2 separate regions of the Homo sapiens genome follow, and region 2 is linked to region 1. Evidence: chromatin contacts called from ENCODE Hi-C or POLR2A ChIA-PET data. All regions are on one chromosome and are shown on one strand. The core of a region is the stretch at or near the end of the contact, and the rest is flanking DNA. Distances in the headings are between cores, read along the strand shown.

What was found. Hi-C counts contacts between places; a loop is a spot of excess contacts on that map. ChIA-PET counts read pairs that join two places held with the same protein, here RNA polymerase II (POLR2A). Pooled maps may share reads with other maps.
Region 2: a loop to region 1 is called in a pooled map, with 3 times the contacts of the local background. The contact joins the promoter of CT47C1 here to the promoter of PGRMC1 in region 1. A Hi-C loop is called at or near these places in 1 of 50 pooled maps. POLR2A ChIA-PET finds 5 or more read pairs at or near these places in 3 of 52 experiments (B cell, HepG2 and Panc1).

Annotation. Positions count from the first base shown.
Region 1 is chrX:119,234,495-119,239,287 of GRCh38, reverse strand. PGRMC1 (progesterone receptor membrane component 1) reads right to left here and starts at 3,003. Exons shown (of 3, transcript NM_006667.5): 1 at 2,597-3,003. The coding sequence starts at 2,924. It also overlaps the pseudogene NUDT19P6. RefSeq lists silencers at 2,391-2,540, 2,941-3,200, 3,231-3,280.
Region 2 is chrX:119,070,678-119,075,559 of GRCh38, reverse strand. It overlaps CT47C1 (cancer/testis antigen family 47 member C1), which reads right to left and starts at 2,567. Exons shown (of 3, transcript NM_001396132.1): 1 at 1,482-2,567; 2 at 448-600. The coding sequence starts at 2,334. The coding sequence ends at 479.

The sequences.
Region 1 (4,793 bases), core at 1,754-4,253:
TGCAAGTAAAATTCCAAAGAAAAATGCTTATTTTTAATCATCATTACATGCTGCCACATTCACTAAAGAAGGTAAAAAAAAGCCCACATTTTTCATAAATGTACACCCCTAGTGGAAATGGCAGCACCTAGTGCTTGAGAATAGGCAAATGCAATGGTTTGAACCTTACCATTTCAGAAATTATGGTCATTGGCTTGGTAGAGTGAGTCTTTACCAAGCAAACCTCATAGAATATTTAAACATAGAATATTTAAACCTCATAGAATATTTAAACATTTAAACAATTAAATGTTCTCTAGTGGGAACATTAAAAGTCTTTTAAAAATACATATTATTCAGTGCAACATATATTCACTAGAACGTAAGCTCCATAGGCAGAGATTTGTGTCTGTTTTGCTCACTGCTATATTCCCACATCTACAACAGTGCCTTGCACAGAATTAACAGGCACTAGAATGACTAATTTTTAGGAATCCTTTACAACATGAAGCATCACTTTCTACCAAGATGTCACGTAGTCATGGGCTCACTGAATGACAGTGCAAGATAGAGACAGAGATCTCACAATAGGCCATCTTTATCACTTTTCAGAGGGAAAACTAAGGCTCTGAGAGAACAATGCTTTGCACAAGGTCACACAGCTAGTCATGACCCAATCAGGACTAGAACGCAGGTTGCCTGACTCCCAGTTTTGTGCTCTGTGCACAGGCTGACATCCTCTCAATGACTCTGCAAACTACAGTCATGATGATGCCTCATGCACATGTTTTCACTCCTTTAATATTGAGCTCAATATTAACAGGTATTTACATGATTATGTTTATTGATAAAGCAACTATGTGTGCTACTCTAAGTGACAAATAATGTATGTGGTTTTCAAATGATTTTGACAGTTACATGCCTATAGAAAGCAGGTATTCTAAAATATCCACAGGCCCGGTGCAGTGGCTCATGCCTGTAATCCCAGCACTTTGGGAAATGGAGGTGGAAGGACTGCTTGCGCCCAGGAGTTCGAGACCAGCCTGGGCAACACAGGAGGGAGACCCTGTCTCTAAAAAATAAATAAAATTTATTTTTTATAATAAATAAATGTCTGCAAGAAAAAACTGAGCTCCTTAACCTTAACACATCTGATTTTGATCAGTTGGACTGGGAGACTAAAATGAATGCCTGAGTTTGTGTACTGCCTTCTGTACTCTTCCCTCTCTCAGGCCAGTGTGGAATGAGCACCGTCCATGTGGACATCCTCTAAGCTCCCTGTGTTTAGAGGAGTCCATATTGGAGGAGCCAAAACCTCTTCTTCCTCATCTCCAAGTATTCTATAAAGCAGGACTTTGCAAGCCTGGCTGCTTTTCAAATTCGCCTGGGAAGCATATTAAAATACAGACTCCCGGACCACCCGAGACTCATTTGCAGCTCTGGCGGTTAGACTGGGAATCTGTATTTTTCCTCAGATGCATCAGGTGATTCTGATACGCAACCAGGTTTGCAAAAACCTCGCCTCTAAGGAACCCATCAGGCCTGCCTTCTCCAACAGCTCAGCAGTGCAGCAGTCATCCATTCTTCATTTCCCTCTGGTTGGCTTTTCCTGATATCCCCCCACCCAGCAGTCTTCTTAGCTCTACTCCTTTTGTTTCTTGGTATCCTCCCACTTCTCCCTCCCTCCATTTTAATTTTTCTTGGCTTCTAATCCTTTCTCTCCTGCTATAGACTAAATACCATATTACCTTAAAAGCTTGCCACGTTACCATTGTCCACCATATTCAGCCTTTATTCCTCCCTCAAACAGCCCCCTTCCTCCTTGTTCACCTTCCAGCCTTTCCCCATCTGCCACACACAGCACAAGCGCACACAGACCAAACACATGCCACACACATACCTGACGCATGACCCATTTCAAGCGCGCATGCACACACCACACACACACACCCCTGATAAATCACATACACTAAACACGCACACACCGCGCATGCACACACCACGAGTGCACACACACATCACTATCCACCGGGCACAAAGCTTTTACCTGCTGCTAATCCCGTCTCGGCGTTTTCTCCCACACCCTCATATTTCAAACCTACTCCCGGTGTCATTGGCCTTCCCGTCTTCTCTAGGTCTGGACCTTTTCTCACTCTCGCCCTCCCCCATGCCTCCCTCGGAACACCCTCATTTCCTTCCTAGAACCCGACACTACCCCCTCCTCCTTCCAGGAATCCCCAAGCCCAGGACCTTCGAAAACTACCCCAACAGCCTGGGCTTTGATGTGTCCCCCCTCAACGCCTTCGAGCTTCGTGGTCCCACCCACCCCCGGCTTAAGCGCCTCAGCCTTCTTTCTCTAACCCCCTCCCAGCGCTGTCAGCGCGGGCCGGGGATCCGCGTCCCTGACTGGCCCGCAGCCCCTCTAGAGCGCCTCTTGTTCCCTGCCCGCCCCGGGAGCCTCCCGGCTCTCCGCCTGCCCGCCTACCCGCCTACCCTAGCTCGCCGCCATTCCTCCCTCCACTCAGGGGCGCCCCGCTCCCGCCTCGCCTCTCTCCCGCCCAGCCCCGTGCCGGGGCCCCCTTCTTTTGTCTCCAAGCCCCCCTCGCCGGCCGCGTACCGGGCCCGTAGAATTTGCGGCCTTTGGTCACATCGAACACCTTGCCGTTGATGGCCATGAGTATGCGCGGGTCCTGGACGCCGTCGAAGCGCCGCAGCTCGGCGGGGGTGAAGTCGCGCCGCTTGAGGCGGGGCAGAGGGGGCGGCTCGTCGTCGTCGCTGTCGCCGCTGGCCGCCGGCTGGTCCCCGCGCACGATCTTGTAGAGCAGGAAGATGCAGAGGCCAAGCAGCAGCAGGTTGAGCGGCGACGTGAAAATCTCATGCAGCAGCCCGCCGCTCTCCAGATCGCTTGGGTCGGCGCCAGTCGCCACCACATCCTCGGCAGCCATGATCTCTGGAGTAAAGGTTGGGCCGCGCTAGGCAGGGATCCGGAACTCGCCACTTTCTCCTCCCTCTGAGCGAGCGAGTGGCGCGCGGGGTTCGGCGGCGGCCAAAGACTAGCCGGGGAGGAGGCGGGGCCTGAGGGGCGGAGCCTCCAAGCCCCGCCTCCCCCGAGGCCACCTAAGCGCCCCGCCCTGCTCGGTCCCGCCCCGCAGCCCTCAGGCCCCCTCCAAAGCCTCTAGAGTCCGGCGCCGCTCCCCCGCGGCCGCGCGGTGCCCCCCTCAGTTCTACCTGGGAGGCCCCAGCCCAGCCTCACGCCATCCTCGCGCCATCCTATAGCTGAGCGCGACGCACGCGCTGCCCTCCTCTGAACCCCTTTTTTGCTCCTCGCAGACCGACCCGTTGGGAGGGCCTCGGCATTGCCGGGCTCTGTGCGAGCGCCCCTCCGCCACCTGATGCGCGCCAGACACCGACTCCCTTTCTGTTGCTGCAGGCTTTTCCCTGCCTCCCATTCTGAAGCCCCTCATCTTCCCCCTGCCGTTCCCGGGCCCTCCAAGCTGTCTTAGGAGACAGGAAACTCATTCTTCGAACTCCATTTTCTATGTTAGAGCCCTACACGACTCATTTTCACCTTGGGAACCCCCATTCGCTCTCCTTGATGGCCCTTCCCCAATTCTCCCCCAGATGCTGTGGGACCGACACCCCCGGGATTGCTAAAGTCAGTGCACAACTCTCCCTATTATCTGGGGAAACGAATCTGATCGCCCAGTTAACTTTGGGTTTGTTCTCCGAAAAACCCTTTTGCAATTACTGATTTGCTCAGTCACCAGGCATTAACAAGCAACGTTCTCTTGTTGCTCTTTTTTCCCCCCTCAGAATAATGTGAAAGTTTCTTTGTTTGGCAGCGTTCTTCTATTTGGAGTCTGTCAGGCTACCCTTGGCAGTCACAATAACCCTGAGCTGGAGCCCAGACAAAGGCGGGAGTTTGGAAGGATCCTAGGCCTGGTCCCTTCCTTTCCTAGGTATTTCATCCGGCCTTTGATGTGCTAACAGGCTGCACAGAAGCAGACCTCCACGGAGGAAGGGGTTGCCTCGTCCTAATCTGGCCCTTTTTCTGGTGGCGGGGGGAGGGGAGGAGAAGAAAGGATAGAGAGGGAAACAAATAATTAAAACCAAGCCGTGCACACATCTGCAGCCCAGAGCAGTACTTTTCCACCAAGTGTTCTGTTGGCTTGCACATAACTTACTCCTCCTCCCAACACGCAAGAGACTTGAGTAAAGATTGGCTTCCTACCTCAGAATTCTAAAAATTTCTGGCAAAAACTGCTTCCATCCCTGCCCCCCACATCTTCTTAAATCATTATAAAGTGCAATGAGCCAAACAATCTTTGTATCGGGCCCAGGCATTTTTCTCAGAGCTAAATTTGGGATTAGCTGAAACAGCCCCTCCAAATCTTTTGTCAAAACTCTTCAATTTAATCATGGAGAAACAGGCTCAAACTGAGGGCACTTGTCTATAGTTAGAATCTATCTCTTTTAACATGTATGGCCAAGAAAATTTAGAAAGCTAATAAACTTATAAAATATTTTCATTTGCAACTAATATGACAAAGGGTTAATATTTATTTGAGAGATCATTTGGATTGATAAGAAAATGTATAAGATTCTAGTCAATAAATGGGAAAAAATAGGAACAGGTAGTTCACAAAAGAGAGCATGCCAGTGGTGAATAAGCATATGAAAAATGTTCAGTCTCATTAGTAACAAAAAGAAAAGCATGGAGATGCCGCTGTCACCTACTACTTTTCTACAGGAAAGATAAAAGGGAAAAAAAAAAGGATAACACACTATTGGCGAGAGAGTGGTGAGACTCACAT
Region 2 (4,882 bases), core at 1,318-3,817, 160 kb after region 1:
TATTTGTTAGTAGTCACTTTGTAAAAGGCATTGAGTTGTCTCCTAGTTACTATGGGAGCCTGCATTTCTGTGGCTAAGTAATGAAGTCCCAACCAATGTGTGGCCCAAGCAAGTTAGATGCTGCGTCTGGCAACTGTTTTCTACACAAATATTGATCTTAGGTAGTAGGTCTGATACATTTGCCACTTGTTAGTAGTCCTGCAGCTAGAGGACAAAAGACCTCAACATGAACAAATGAGTAGCCATGAAGTGTATTTCAGAACACACTGCAGTTCATATTACTACGTACATGAATATTCTAGTAACATTTTAAGTAAGCTAAATTGAATTTTTAAACTAAAACCTTTTCTTAATTAATTTACTGGGAATTTTATTTTAAAATAAAACTGTCAGCAACAGGTAAATGCCAGGAATAGTTGAGTGATTCTCAAAGCTATACACCGATACCTGGATTTTCTCAGCTTCCCCTCTGCTGCGTCTAGGTCCCTTTGGAGTTCTTCACCTTGTTTTCAGCATCCTTCTCTTTCTCTTCTTTCTCTTCCTTGCCTGCAGCATCTTGGGCCTCTTCATCCCACTTTTCATGCTGATATTTAGTGACTTCTTTAGCGAAGAATAATACAGATGTTGGGACCAGACATTCACAGAAAATATAGCCCAATTTATAACCAGCAGCGGCACCCAGTACTCCACCCTCAGGAGAAGCAGGAGGATAGACTTAACTAAGAAAGGAATAGCTGGGCACCTTCCTACTGGTTTTCACAACAGTGCCATGGCCCTCACGTTGCTGCTGCTTGATCATTTCCACAGTGACACTATTTCCCTTTTTTCCAGTAAATCTCCCACCCAAAGCTGCCGATTATTTCTAGTTCTTTGGAGAAGAGATCAGAATCATGGTGTCTGATCTCATTCTAAGTGTTTTGATCAGAACTTTGCTGGGAAAATATTTGTTGCCTCAAAAGACAAATTCTATGGTGAAGCTCATTGGTTCCTCACCCCCCTGAATGTTTCATTTTTACCAAGGGCCCCTGTATCACTTCATCATTTGGGGATCAACTTTCTAAGAATCTTTACACTTTGAAAAGCCATGAACAAAAAAGGATGCCTGCCATTTGCCTGTTCTTTTCTTTCCGTTGTCCCTTGTTTCCTGCCGAGCTCCCTCCTGAACCCCTATCTACCTGGCCATTCATCTGTGGGCCCCCCAAATGGCATTGATGATCTCAGATCTTCTATCAAACACAGGTTGGTAGAGGGCGGCATGTTTTCTCAAAAATCATAGATGTCGTTAGAGAATTGGGCTTCGACTCATTGGTACACATTTGGCCTTAAGTTTCAGGAGGGCCCTGACCCCCACTTCACCACCCGAGGCCCGACCCCCACTTCACCACCTGCTTCACCAGCTGTGCGCACACCGCGGCCCTGCCTGGAACCCTTGGGTGCACGGGTCCCTGTCTCCCCGCCACTGCAGATAGCCTGTTCCTCACCCTCAGGGGCAGCAGCCTCCTCTGTGGCCGGTTCCTCTGCGGACTCCTCCTCTGCAGCCGGTTCCTCTTTGGCCGGTTCCTCTGCGGCCTCCTCTGCGAGCTCCTCCTCTGCGGCCTCCTCTGTGGGCTTCTCTGAGGCCTCCTCTGCGGGCTCTTCTGCGGCCTCCTCTGTGGGCTTCTCTGAGGCCTCCTCTGCGGGCTCTTCTGCAGGCTCCCTGGCCATCTCGGCCAGGTCTGCTGGCACCTCAGGCTCTGGGACCAACGCGGCCTCCTGGAGCAGGCCCAGGCCCTCGCCCTCAGGACCCGCGGCCCCCACGCCCAGCCTCTCATGCACCAGCAACAGCCGGGGCTCTTCTGAGCCACTGGGCGCCGCAGTGCGGCGCCTCCGCATCAGGCGGCCGCCACGCATCCTGATCAGGATGTGGTCGTTGTGATAGATGCGGAGGAGAAGGGAGTGGACCATGTCCAGAAACTCCATGCGAAAGCCTCTTATGGGGTAGCGACGGGCGGCCGCGACCAAGTCGAAGTTGTCCGCCTCGTTCCTCTCTTCCTCCTCCTCCTCCTCTTCCTCCTCCTCATCCTCCTCCTCCTCCACCATCTCCACTACTATCCTGATCTCTGAGTCTTCCTCGGCGTTCCCACCCCCGGGGGCTGCGGCCAAGCCTGCCGCCTGCTCACCCTCCTCCTCCCCGAGGCCTCTCATGGGCCCTGCGACTCCGGCCACAGTGTTGCCACTGTCGGGGCCAGAGTCACCGCCCTCCCGGTCACCTACGGCCTCGGCCTGCGCTCCCTCCTGGTTCACTGGAGCCTCCTGGTCCTCTTGGATCAGGTCTTGATCCCCTGTGGCAGACATGACGCCAGTCAGTGCCTCAACTGGAGTGGCGACTAGGCTGAGGTGACAACGGTGAAGACGGTGGCCACTGATGTGGCTGTGGCTGAGGGGAGGTGAGGGGCTGGGCTGCTGAGAGAATAAGAGTCTGTCTCCTTACTGAGGGAATAAAAGTCTGTCTCTGAGGACACCCTAAGGTGGGAAGGGCAGGGAGCCGATCCCAGGAGCCTCCCGCTGAGGTTGGCCTGAGAGGACTTAGACAAGGCGGGAAAGATTCGGGTTGGTAAGTGACAGGGGGCGGGACAGGAAGGGTCAAGGAGGGGCTCTCAGTGAGCTCTAAGCTCATTTGCTGAAAACATCAGATTGACATGCTCTGCATCCAATGAATATCAAGGCCCTTAAGCTCTAGGACAACTCAGAATCCAGAACTCTATCTTTTCTTTGAGGCCTTAGTGTCCAGGGCTAGCCTTTAGGTCCACACAAGTCCTGTCCTTTTAATTTTACGATTATTAGCAGCACTATAGTGATCCAATGTGGAGGCACCCTGGATTGGGGAAACTTCTTCTGTAAAGGGCAGAGACGAAACATTTTAGGTTCTGCAAGGTCCAGAAGCAATATCAAGACTATTATGTAATTACTATCACTAAGTAGGTTTCCTGCCTTCCATAGGACACATACTCCTCTTTGTACCACCATTTTGTTTTTTTTGAGACAGAGTCTCACTTTGTCGCCCAGGCTGGAGTGCAGTGGCATGATCTCGGCTCATTGCAAGCTCCACCTCCCGGGTTCACACCATTCTCCTGCCTCAGCCTCTTGAGTAGCTGGGACTACAGGCGCCCGCCACCATGCCCGGCTAATTTTTTTGTATTTTTAGTAGAGATGGGGTTTCACTGTGTTAGCCAGGTTGGTCTCAATCTCCTGACCTCGTGATCCGCCCGCCTCGGCCTCCCAAAGTGCTGGGATTACAGGCGTGAGCCACTGCGCCCAGCCTGTACCACCATTATTTTCTGTATTTGCCTGGTCAGTGCCCTCTGATCTTCTTCACCTCCTACCTAAAATGATCAACCTTATTCATTAAACCATTTATTTATTCATTTACCAAATTTATTGAGTGCGTTACATGTACCAATGCCATGCCTCCTTACAACTGTCATTTGTACCTCTTGCTTGTTTGACTGATGAAATCCAAAGATGACAGACTGCTCATGGTTTACATCCTAGTGCCTCTTCCCCCATCGTTCCTGTGCCCCTCTTTGGGGTGGAGGTTAGCTAAGACCTCTGGAAGCTGAGCTTTCCCAGCTGCATAGAGTGTCAACGTTCCTATATTTGCAGAGACTCCAGTTTATACTAAATCATTTCCTCTTTAGTTGCCTTGTCCACTTATCAGTGAGTGTGAAACACAATGTGATGACTGCTGTCAATCTTGTAGTCTCTAGGGCAAAAAGTACACAGCAGTAGCTGCTTCTTTCTGCAGGGAGATAGAACTGGGCACTGGGCTTGTTATGGAGCAAGTTGTTGTCAAGGAGTGAGGCAGATCCTGGAGGAGATGGTTCTGTTGCAGTGGCAGTAAGCTATCTTACCAGTTGTTTTCAAGTCCCTGGGAGGGGAAACTAGTTAGCACCAGCAAACAGAAGAGAAAGGAAAAAGCTGAGCAGATGTGCTTTCAATAAGTGAAGTGAAACTACCTGAAGTGAAACTGAGGGAGAGTGTCCTCCTAGCTCCCGCATTGGGGCTCTCTTCATGGCAAGTATGTGAGCCAGAAGTCCGTGGAACAATCTCCATAGCCTTGGTTATCTGCCTGAGCCTGTTGTCTGCAGATGTAGACCCATCCAGGATGTCACATTCCCTTATCTCTGGTGTGTAGTTGCTACCTTTCCTTTATCTCCAGCTATCCCACCCATGACATCTGATCTTTGCCAAGCCAGGTAGTTGGCACAACCCAGGATTTCAGATTTTCTTAGGGAAAGGTGCTCTCTTTCCCCACCCCACCTCCCTCTGTCAGTCAACAGAAGTGGCCAAGTCCTTTCCATTTGCAGACCCACCATCAAGGTCAAGGTGGGCCAGTGGGAGAGACCTAAAGCCACAACAACCCTCAGAGGTTTCCACTTAATGTTGGGATGACAGGGAACACCCCTGGAAGACCAGCCCAAAGATCTCCTTTACAGCCTGGCTCAAAACTCACCGCCTCCAGGCAGCCTACTTTTCTATATCTGTACCCCACCACCCTCACCAGACACTATCCTTAATGACAGTGGTATGTGTGGACATGGTTTAGCTCCTCCAAGAAAGCACAGGCCCTTTAGGGTGAATGTCCAGGCCTGTCTCAAGTTTGTTAACACCCACGGTGCCTGCCACAGGGCTCTGCACCAGGTCGGTGTTTGATAAATGTTTGCTAAATGAATCAAACGGCTTTGGAATCACTATCACCATGAATGGTGTTTTTCTCTTCTATCTGCCTAGGGCTTGACTGTCTGCAAAGGGCCTTGCTATCCCCTCTTCCTTTCTCTCTTGGGATCGTCTCCCTGGCCTCTTGTGAGATTTCTGCTCTTGCAACCTAGTGTGATTCTGCTGT